Regions from separate parts of the Homo sapiens genome. Here region 2 is linked to region 1. The links are chromatin loops, found by intact Hi-C in ENCODE. Cell type or tissue: uterus. All regions are shown on one strand. Links, peaks and the distances in the headings refer to the core of each region. The heading gives the core; the rest is flanking DNA. Region 1 overlaps SCUBE1 (signal peptide, CUB domain and EGF like domain containing 1). Region 2 overlaps SCUBE1 (signal peptide, CUB domain and EGF like domain containing 1).

Evidence for each region. Peaks named below come from ENCODE experiments on the same cell type or tissue, not always from the same donor. Only the 100,000 strongest peaks of a DNase experiment are listed, where the experiment ranks them.
Region 2: it touches region 1 in a loop (5-fold over the local background); 1 of 110 quality-filtered maps calls a loop at or near these places.

What each region holds. Positions count from the first base shown.
Region 1 is chr22:43,261,838-43,267,199 of GRCh38, forward strand. SCUBE1 (signal peptide, CUB domain and EGF like domain containing 1) reads right to left here. Exons shown (of 22, transcript NM_173050.5): 5 at 883-1,008. LOC124905129 (a long non-coding RNA gene) reads left to right here. Exons shown (of 2, transcript XR_007068120.1): 2 at 1-1,886. Among named protein-coding and RNA genes, the nearest start is that of SCUBE1-AS1, 11 kb to the right of the region's middle. RefSeq lists enhancers at 1,569-2,768, 1,975-2,254, 2,180-2,681, 2,275-2,324, 2,682-3,181. In uterus, for the core only: no CTCF peak of the experiment used is centred there; a DNase peak (open chromatin) is centred at 2,124.
Region 2 is chr22:43,201,716-43,207,077 of GRCh38, forward strand. It overlaps SCUBE1 (signal peptide, CUB domain and EGF like domain containing 1), which reads right to left. Exons shown (of 22, transcript NM_173050.5): 22 at 1-2,434. The coding sequence ends at 2,282. Among named protein-coding and RNA genes, the nearest start is that of SCUBE1-AS2, 8.3 kb to the right of the region's middle. In uterus, for the core only: no CTCF peak of the experiment used is centred there; no DNase peak of the experiment used is centred there.

The DNA.
Region 1 (5,362 bases), core at 76-5,075:
ATGACATCGCTTTGGGTATCCCTGGTGCCCTCATCTCCCACGAGGAGAGGCCCACCCCACCATCTCCCCCACGTAGCTGTGGGGAGGATGCACTGGCTCCCAAGCTTCTGAGTTCAGCCATCGTTCTACTTGGTTTCCTGGCTCCTACTCCTACTGGGGAATGGGGTGACCCCATTAAGAGGCTGGACTACACGTGGGCCCCGTAGGCAGACCACCAAGCAGATCCTGAAATGGTGTCTTTGGCCAGAGGCCTCATTCAGCCCAGATCTCCCAGAATATCACCATCTGCAGTTAGCCTTGCAGGGGTCAAATTGTGAGTTCTGATCTTTACATTTTATTTTAGAGATGGGGTCTTGCTGTATTGTCCAAGCTGGACTCAAAGTCGGGCTAGAGTGATCCTCTGGCTTCTGCCTCCCAAGAAGCTGGGACTATAGGTGTGCAGAGTTCTGATCTTTGGTCCCGGAAAAAAGGTCAGCACAGCCCGGAATGGGACCACTTCAGAACCATACTCTTTTCCTTCTTTGTACTACTCATTACCAGGGGCTTCCCAGGCCCATCGAGAAACCTGGTCCTGTAGACCTCTGTGCCACGGCCCCACCATTCCTGCTGGACAGCTTAGGCTCAGGGGCTGCCATAAGATCCAGCCCAGCTCCTGGGGCTACACTGGTGGTGTCGTGCTTGGTGCGGAAAACCCCAAGGCTAGGGTTTACAACCCTTGTCCCTTATGCCCTATCAGGCCCCTTCCACAGGCCCTGCCCTTCTCTCCACCCCATGGGGCTGGGGACCCTCCCTGGCCAAAGTCCAGCAGACTGGACAGACCCTCCAGAAAGTAATGGCAGGAGACGCACGGGACGTTTGACCCATTTGTCTCCCTCTACCTACGTGTGCAGTCCTTCTGGTTTTGGGCAAGGTCAAAGCCGGGCCTGCAGTCGCAGGCCACCCCACCTTTGGGCGTCTCCCGGCAGATGTGGGCACAGCCATGGTCTTTGTTCATGCAGTTCATACCCTCTGGGAAGAGAGACAGACAAGAGACGGGTTGAAGACCAGGCAGAGAGGGAGAGAGAAAATTTCAGGCTGAAAGGGGATAGCCAATGATATGTAACAATCAAATGGGCTGTCATTGCATGTATCATGCACACACACGCACTTGCGCACACACACATATGCGTGTGTGCAGCAGCCATCTACATGGATATCCCTTAGGGAGAAAGCAAGGGCACGGTGCCTGGGTCTAGATTCAGGCTTTGCTCTGTGAGTTGCACTGTAAATGGCACCTCGTGACCCACGGAGACCAAGCTCTTGCTCTAGGTCAGATTGTGGGGCATGGTCTGTAGAACTACTTTTGTGTCAGGGTGATTTGCTCCCCTCTCCCGAGCCACCCATGGTTCTAGGGTACCCCCCACCCGCCCAGCAGACTGGATCTCCCCTCTCTGTCTGCCTGGAGTGGCTCATACCCCCTTCCGTTGACCTCAGTTGATGTTTATCTTCCTGGTGATTTGTGAGGCGTTTCTAGAATTTATGAGGTCAGGGGTCAAGTGAGAGGTTGTAGGTCACAAGTCCATCAAGAGGCCAAGGCAGATGAAAGGGAAGCGCCTCTGTCTGCCAACCCACCAGCTCTGTGACCTGCCTTCCACCTCCACCCACAGGAAGCTCAGGCAGGAGTGAAGCCGGCTCGGGGAGCGGCAGTGAAGGCTGCAGACGGCGAACACGCACAGGGCAACCTCCTTCCCCCGGGACACACCGGCCTCTTGTTCCAAGGGAGGACTGGCTCAATCCTGACCCCGTCCACTTTAAATACGGGTATGCAGCAACACAGAATAGATTTAAGAACACAAACACCCTGCTAGTTGTAATAAAGACAAAAACGTCTAAAGTTAAAAATCAAACAAACAAATGGAAATGAGGAAGCCTGCATTTTGCCCGGCACTGTAACTCCTGGTTTCACCTGATTTTGCGACTCATATTTCCTCACCTTGATTTTCTCACTAATCAATCAAATTGTTGGAATGACGCAGAGTCTAACTAAGCAACGAGTTAGCACGGAAAGCGCTTTCATGCTGCTGCCCTGCACAGAAGCTGCAAGTTCACACGGAAAGACCCTTTCCGCTGGCTCGATTCCAAAACAGCATCAGCGCCTGAGTCACACAGATAGTGGCGTGCGGTCAACGCTTAACAGCCGGCAGGGGTGGAGGCTGATTTGCAGTATTTACCAATTTACGTGGGATAAATACGCCAGCCACGGCTAATTTCAAGGTACCAGGGAGATGTCGCCAAGGGTAGAGCTGGGAACAAATGTGCACAGTTGGCTCTCACAAGCTGAGACAAGCCAGCCATAGCACGTCCCTTTCTTAGAAAGGTCGTTGTAAAGTCAGGCAGATGTAGGTGTGAATCTGGCTTCCTTCCTGGCTGTGGCCTGGGAGACAACTGCTTCCCTTTTCTGAGCCTAATCTTAGAAGGGGCAGGATCACCTCTGTCTCACAGAGGAGCTGTGCAAATTAAATCCAGTTACAGACAGGAAATGCCAGGCAATAAGAGACGAGGTCTGTCTGTGGGGGCACTGGCTCTTGAGGCCGGTGTCTCTCCTGCAGGTCTGGAGACAGCGTGGCTCCTCCCTGGGGCCTGGCTGGACCGGGTGGCCAGAGGCGGCTCTCGGTAGAGAAACCTTCCCAGGCTACTGAGACATATTCAGTCCCTCATCAGGTCCTCTGGGAGCCTCCTGCCCTGGTAAGGGTTTGGCCAGTGGGTGGTGGCCAGCAAGCCATCTCCCTGACCGTTACTGACAGCTGTTGTCGGCGGTGGGCTGAGTCCAGGGTCGCCCCCTTCATCCCTGTTCATTTGGCTTCCATGGCTCCCTGCTGTTCCAGCTTCTTCACAGCTGTACACACTCCACGGTTCGCCATCCCACAATGCCTGCTGGGCAGCCCCCGAGGGTGCTCCATCTCCCCTTGCTGCTCCTTCCTCCTGGGCCGGACACCCTCTCCTATCTTCCATAAACTAAATCCTAGGCCTGCCTCAAACTCCACCAGTTCCCCAAAGCCTCCTGGCTCCTGCCTTCTACTCCCTGTGTCTCCCCATGCCACCACCCATGTGAATTTCCTAGGGCTGTCCTATGGCCGGCACAGGAGATCAATGCTGTAAGCAGATCTGTGCTTTCTTCCTGAGCTGGGAAGAGCCCAAGGGCCCTTGTTTGGCAAAGGCTTATAGATGATGAAGAAAGGGAGATTGAATTTCCATTCCCAGCCAAAGAATCACAGTTTACAAGAAGCCTTGCTAATCATCACCAACCATACATTTGTCACTGGGGAGCTGATGCACGCCGGAGCCCTGGGTAATGGAATATTAAGCCCTAGAGGTCTTTCAGTTTTCTCCCTCGTCGTGGACTTGCCATCAAGTGATCTTTCTTCTTGAGACTCTAAAGACTTTAACACTGAGCCAAGATGTTGTTGTTTTCTTGGTGAAGGACACTTTGGGGACGTACTCTAGCATGACTATGGACTGCAGTAACCCACAGTCAATAAGACACTAAGCAACAGAATCGCAGAGCTGGGAAGGGTGAGCCCCAGGCCCTATCTGTAGTCAGCTGGTCTCAAAGGTCTCTACTTTACCTCTCAACAACTTGGGGAAGAGGGTGGAGCCCTTCGTCTCCCACCTAAAGACCCTGAGGTAGAACTGAGGTCCTGTGATTAGCCATCCTCACTCAACACCCCACGGTAGGCCCCCTGCACGCTGCCTCTCACCCAGCATCCCCAGCACGGGAGCCCCCACTGGCTCTGCAACGGAGAGCAAGGGACGGGCCAGTGATTGTTAGTGGGACTGGCTTCAGGACCTCTTTACATTCCTGACAATTATAAAGGAGCCCAAATCGCTCTGATGGACGTGTTTATGTGTTACAGCTATCGAGACTGGCTAGATACTACAGAGAGAAATTTACATTTACTTATTAACTTATTTAAAAACAAGATAAAAAACTTGTTACATGGGGGTGGGCATGGTGGCTCACGCCTGTAATCCCAGCACTTTGGGAGAGCGAGGCGGGGGGAATCACCTGAGGTCAGGAGCTCGAGACTAGCCTGGCCAACGTGGTAAAACCCCGTCTCTACTAAAAATACAAACATTAGCCAGGTGTAGTGGTGCAAGCCTGTAATCCCAGTTACTTGGGAGGCTGAGGCAGAAGAATTGCTTGAACTCAGGAGGTGGAGGCTGCAGTGAGCTGAGATTGCGCCATTGCACTGCAGCCAGGGCGACAGAGTGAGACTCCATCTCAAAGAAAAAAAAAATATTACATGTTAGCACAAGTCATATATTTGTATTAAAAGCTATATTTTCCAGAACAAGGAGGGTGCCCTGAGATGCCCCAGTCAGGCCCGCGCGAGCCAGGCTCACCCGCTGCATGGTGAGGCTGTGGTCAGGCTGGAGTCTGCTCAGCTTGAGTGCTTCTGAGGCGCCTCCTCCCCGAGAAGGGTGGTTGGGGGAGCATCACTATCACATTTCAAAATGACCCTACAACCACTGCAAGGATGGCTGCTACTGCCTGGCCTGGGGGCTGACTGTGGCTTCCGAAGCACTCATCAGCTCCTCTGTCAGCTGCATTGCTTTCACCTCCACTCACGGGCAACACTGGCTTTTGGAGGCCACAAGCAGATAGGCTCCGTGGCTGGCGGAACCACAGAAGGTCAGGGTTGGACCCCTCCCTGCAGCGCATCTTGTCTGTCTATCTTATAGAGACAGAAAATGAGCCCCTGAGATGGGAAATCAATGTCCCAGCACATACAGCAGGGCTGGAAGCTGGGCCACTGGGCTCCCAGCCTAAGTTCTCCTACCTTGGGGTCACTCGGCTACACCTGTGGGACCCAGATGGCTAATAGGGAGCAGACGTTTCCTGGGGGGAACCGATTTGGGAACCTGGTGCAGAGTGGGCGACTACACGGTGCCTGTTACTGGCCACTGTTTCCAGACGTAAGAGCCCAGCGAAATCCAAGGCCAGTTCAGATGCTACGTCCCCTGAAGCTCTCGGAGCAGCCCCTCCACGAAGCACATACCCTGGCTCCTCTTTTGACCTTCCACGGCTGTTACTGGCAGGCCCTGAGTGTGAGGACAAAGCCTCCGCTCCCCTGCAGCACAGGATGTCTGTTTTCTCGGCTGTGAAATGGGGATGTAATAATCTTTGCCCCTGAGAGTTGCTGGGAAGCTGAAACGAGGTGACAATATCGAGGGAGACACAGGGAGGGTCTTGGTAGAGCAAGGCTGCTACGACAGCACTCCTATCTGCCCTTGCTTCATTCTGCCTCGTAGGAAATCGGAATAGTTGCTTCCGTCACACTCTTTCCTGCCAACCGTGGGTAACCCGTTGGGGAGACATGAG
Region 2 (5,362 bases), core at 319-5,318, 60 kb before region 1:
TGGGACTTGTTGGCCTCCAGAATCTGTGAGCCAGTTCCCATAATGCAGCCCCTCACACATCTACGTCTGTATCCTCTGGGTTCTGATTCTCTGGAGAACACTCGTGAAGAGGCGACACCCCTCCCGGCACCTTCCTCAGGAGCTGTTGCTGCAGGCTCACTCGGCAGGATGCTCGCCTCTCATCTTGGGGATGACTGACGGCTCCACAAAGGGAGGGAGGGAGGCCTCTTTCCAGAAACCAGGGCTGGCCTGCGTGGACTGTGACCAGAGGAGCGGCAGTGGCCCCTGGCAGGGCTTGTTAGTTGACACTGACCTACTCCCCAAGTGCAGAGGCTCCACTCTCTCTCCGACTTGAGTTGGACTTCAGCAGAGAAGGCAGCTGATGGCAGCAGGAGCCACGCCGCGGAGCCCGCTACTGTGGGCACATGTGACGGCGTGAGTAATTGCTGAGCTCCGGGCCCTCTTTTGGACTGTAGAATATGTGATCACGGCCTACCTCGTCACCAAGCCCTGAACCTCCAGGGACCTCACTTGGCTGCCTCCATCTGTGTGGTCCTCAGTGTGCCACAGCCTCTCAAACCGTGTTTGTTTCTCGCCAGCCAGGCTGGGCCCGGGGGTGACCAGGAGGAACCCTAGAGGCAACTTCGAGCTGAAGACTGGAGTTCATTTTCAGATTCTCCCAGGTTCCTTGGGATTTTCAGTATTTGTTAACCTGAAACACACAGACCATTTCCCATGCAGGTCCTACAGCTCGCAGGCAGATGAAGAGCAGGCAAGGCCTCCTGGACCTCGGCATGGGGTTCTGCTGGCTCCATCCCAGGCGCTGGCCTTCCGGCTGGGTGGGACACATGCACTCGGTCACAGCCCAGACTCTCTTTCTCCCGACATTTCCCTGCTTGCTTCTCTCTCCTGCTGCCTTGTGAAGAAGGCGCTTGCTTCCCCTTCACCCTCCGCCATGATTGTAAGTTTCCTGAGGCCTCCCAAGCCATGTGGAAATGTGAGTCAATTCAACCTCTTTCCTTTATAGGAAGGAAAGAGGTTTCCCTGTGAATGGGGGTGGCATGGCGTAGCAAGAGGAGGCTGCACTGGGAGCCTGGCCTCTGACAGCAAGCTCTGCTCTCTCCCCTTTCCTCACTGGCCGCTCTGAGGCTCCTTGTGGTGGTACAGCCTGTGCTCCTGTGAGCAAGGCCTTGTTTCCTGCTGACACCTGGGCATAGTACGGACCCCAAGGTCACTGCCACAGGGCAAGAGCCAAGGCCCCTTTCGCCGTTTATTGCTGGGCCCCTGCACCTCCTGGGAACGGGTCCGAGGGGAAGTGTCTTCCACTGAGTCTCGTCCAAGGGCAGTGATGTTGCTGGCAAGGGGACTGGGGTGAGGCCAACACTCCAGCAGAGCATCTGAGCCTAGTTCTCGAAGAATTCGTGTTCAGAAGCAAGTCCAAGGCAAGCTGTGCTCTCCCCAGCCCCAAGGGCTGCCGGCCTCACAGAAACAGAAGGGCAAATGCAAATGCTGGGAGGAGCTGTTTAATCGTTCAGGGAGGCTGATAGCTGCTGGGACTCACTGGGCTCATGCGGGAAGGGATGGGGTCACAATTCATATTTACAGTGACCAAAGGGCATTTTCCTAAAGTACCCACAAATAGAAGTATATATATATATTTATATATATATTTATATATATATATAGAGTACTTCATTAAATGTTCTGTTGAAGGAATGCAGAAACTTCCAGTCTCCTCCCCAGCAGCTCTGTTCCATCCAATCACAGAACCCTTAGAGCGCAACAGCCCGGAGCCGTGGCCTTGCCTGTGGCTGGAGGAGTTGGCAAAGCGTGGGGCCCGCGGATGCCAGCACAGGCTCATCGACCTCCCCCAGACGGCGCCTTTGTCCCCTCCTCTCTCCCCTGGACTCCTGTCTCGGATGACCACGCCTCCCAGAGCACAGGCCCCACTTCCCCTCTCTCCTGAAACGCCAGGCCAGGCAGAGGGTCCTGCAATCCTGCTACCTGCAGTCGGTCTGCCAGGGCTCAGGAGAGGGCGCTCTTGGTGTCCTGGGGAAGGGAGGCAGAGGGAGGGAGGGAGGCTTCCTGAAGCAGGGTGCTCCCACAGGGGCAGCGGGTCCGAAGGGTGCCTGGGCTCGGTCTCCATGGGCTGGTCGGCTTCCCTGAAGGGCAGTGCCATGGGGTTCCCAAGGTGGTGTGGAGGCCCATGCAGCTCCCACTGTGGAGGGCAGGTGCACCCTCCGCGGACCAGGCCACCCCCAGGCAGGGCCGCTCCCCCCGGTTATTTGTAGGGCCGCAGGAACCGAGACACTTTGGAGCGCAGCAGTTTGATGAAGGACCGTGGGAACATCTCCTTGGATTCCTGGGCTGTGTACTTGAAGTAGTTCTGGGGATGCGCCAGCACGTCGAAGAGGGCCTTGATCAGCTTCTTGTCCTGTAAGATAGAGTGGGTGGGAGGCAGGGGAGGCTTGGGGCCTGTAGGGTCTGTGGGGTGTTGCCAGGCTGGGGGAGGGGAGAGAGATGCGCTGGCTGGTGGGTTTCAGGACCCCACAGACCTTCTTTTGGTTTTAATAGTATAACTGGTTTTTATTTGTTTATTTTTTTTGAGACAGTCTTGCCCTGTCACCCAGGCTGGAGTGCAGTGGCGGGATCTTGGGTCACTGCACCTCGCCTCCTGAGTTCAGGTGATTCTGCTGCCTCAGCCTCTCGAGTAGCTGGGATTATAGGCATGCACCACCACACCTGGCTAAGTTTTGTCTTTTCAGTAGAGACGCATTTTCACCATGTTGGCCAGCTTGGTCTCAGGCTCCTGACCTCAGGTGATCCACCCACCTCGGCCTCCCAAAGTGCTGGGATTACAGGCGTGAGCCACGGCGCCTGGCCCGTAACTGGTTTTTAAATAGATCATTGGCATTAACTCTTGGGATTCCAATAAGATTTTATTAAAGGCCAAGTGTGGTGGCTCACACCTGTAATCCCAGCACTTTGGGAGGCTGAGGCGGGCAGATCACCTGAGGTCAAGAGTTTGAGACCAGGCTGATCAACATGGGGAAACCCCATCTCTACTAAAAATACAAAATTAGCTGGGCGTGGTGGCGCATGCCTGTAATCCCAGCAACTCGGGAGGCTGAGGCATGAGAACTGCTTGAAACCGGGAGGCGGAGGTTGCAGTGAGCCGAGAGTGTGCCACTGCACTCCATGCTGGATGACAGAGCGAGACTGTCTCAAAAAAAAAAAAAAAAAGATTTTATTAACAAAGGGTCCCGCTGCAAAATGACACAACACAACCAACATCTGCAAACAGAGAACACCCAGCCAAGAGCACAGGCTTTGCAGCTGGCAGATCCCAAATCATCACTTCAGGCCTGCTCGCTGGTCCCTGGACCTCGGGAACATCGCTTTGCTGCTCTGACTTTCATTCTTCCCTGCACAGAGAGGTCACGATGCCTCTTCCCGGGGCTGCGAGGAAAATGATCTGCACTGGCGTGAGCAGAGAACCTCTCCTCAGCGGTGCTCAGTACAGGTTTGCTGCAGGGATCTAGGCAGCAAACGGGGCTGTCCTCCGGAGCAGTCTCTGGAGGGCAGATGCAGTCCCCGCCCTCTCTGAGCCCCAGTGTCTCGTCTCTCTAGTGGGGCACTGGCTGCCACCCTGGGCAGAAACTATGGAGCAGAGGTGAGGCCTGGCGGAGGTCTGGTTCCTGACAGAGTCCCCAGAGCCTGGCCCAGGGAAGGTGTTCAGCAAATGGCGACCACCACCTGCTGGCGCGTGAGAGCTCCTCGCCCTGTTGACTGTGACTGCATCTGCTGTGTCTGGGGTGGACCTGTCCTGGCACACACTCATCTCTGTGTACACACCCACCACACCCCACACCACACACCCACTCACCACACACCCACCACACCCCATACCATACACCCACTCACCACACACTCACCCCCACACACACCACACACCCACTCACCACTCACTCACCCCCACACACACCACCCACTCACCACACACTCACCCCCACACACACCACACGCCCACTCACCACTCACCCACACACACACCACCCACTCACCACACACTCACCCCCACACACACCACACACCCACTCACCACTCACCCCCACACACACCACACACCCACTCACCACTCACCCCCACACACACCACACCCACCACACACCCCTCACCACAAACACCCCCACCCCCACTCACCACACACACCCCTATATACACACCACACACCCACTCACCACACTCACCCCACCTCTATTCACACCTCCACCCCCACTCATCACACACCCTATATACATACCACACACCCACTCACCACACACTCACCCCCACACACACCACACACCCTCACCTCCATCGACCATACACACCCCCATACACACCACACATCCACCACACCCCCACCCACTACACACACCGCCTCCATTCACCACACACCCCCCCAAACACACCACACACCCACCACACCCCCACTCACTACACCCCACACACACCCACTCAACACACACCCCTACACACCCAGCACACACACCCCTACATACCCCTACATACACACTATACACACCCACTCAACACACACCCCTACACACACACCACAGTCACCACACACACTGAACACCTCCAAACTCACCACACATGCCTCCACAAACACACCACACAGCACACTCCCCCACCCCCCGCACACACACACGCGTGCCCTGAACCCACACCCTGGAGACAGATGCTCCTGCCCTCCTCTGTGCTGTGGGGGCAGGGACTAAATATTCACAGAACAAACCTAAAGTGAGTGCTGGTGGGCGCCAGGAAGGAGGGGCACGCGGGACCTAAGGGGCTGCAAAGGGTGTGCCCAGGTCAGGGGGTCCGGGCAGGCCGCCCAGAGTACGACAGGATGTCCCAGCTGAGGGCGGAAGGATGGGGGGAAAGAGGTGGGGGAAAGAAGGGGCCGAGAGGCTCTGGTGCGTGTGAGGAGCTGGGAGCTGCTGTGGAGGAGGATGGCCCTCCGGCTGAGGTTTGTGTCCCCAGAGCAGTGTCAGGATGCTTCCAGTTTGGGAGCGATGCTCCCAGGGCGGAGCTGGGGGGACAGAGATTGCGGGGAGAGAGCCCAGGACGCATCCCTGGTTTCTGCCTAAGCAGCTTGAGGAGGAAATCAGGAGCCGAGGGCGGCAGCACGTGACTGGCAGACTATGGGGAGACTCAAGTGAATCTTCCCGAACTCTGCAAACCATCCTTTTCTCAGAAGAAGTGACAGCGGGAGCGTTCCAGCCCTGCCCTTGTCCTCCACACCCCGGGGCTCCTGGGCTGACAGTGCTGCTGCCCAGGGCTGAGCTGGGTGAGTCCTGGGTCCCCAGGCCTCTGGCCA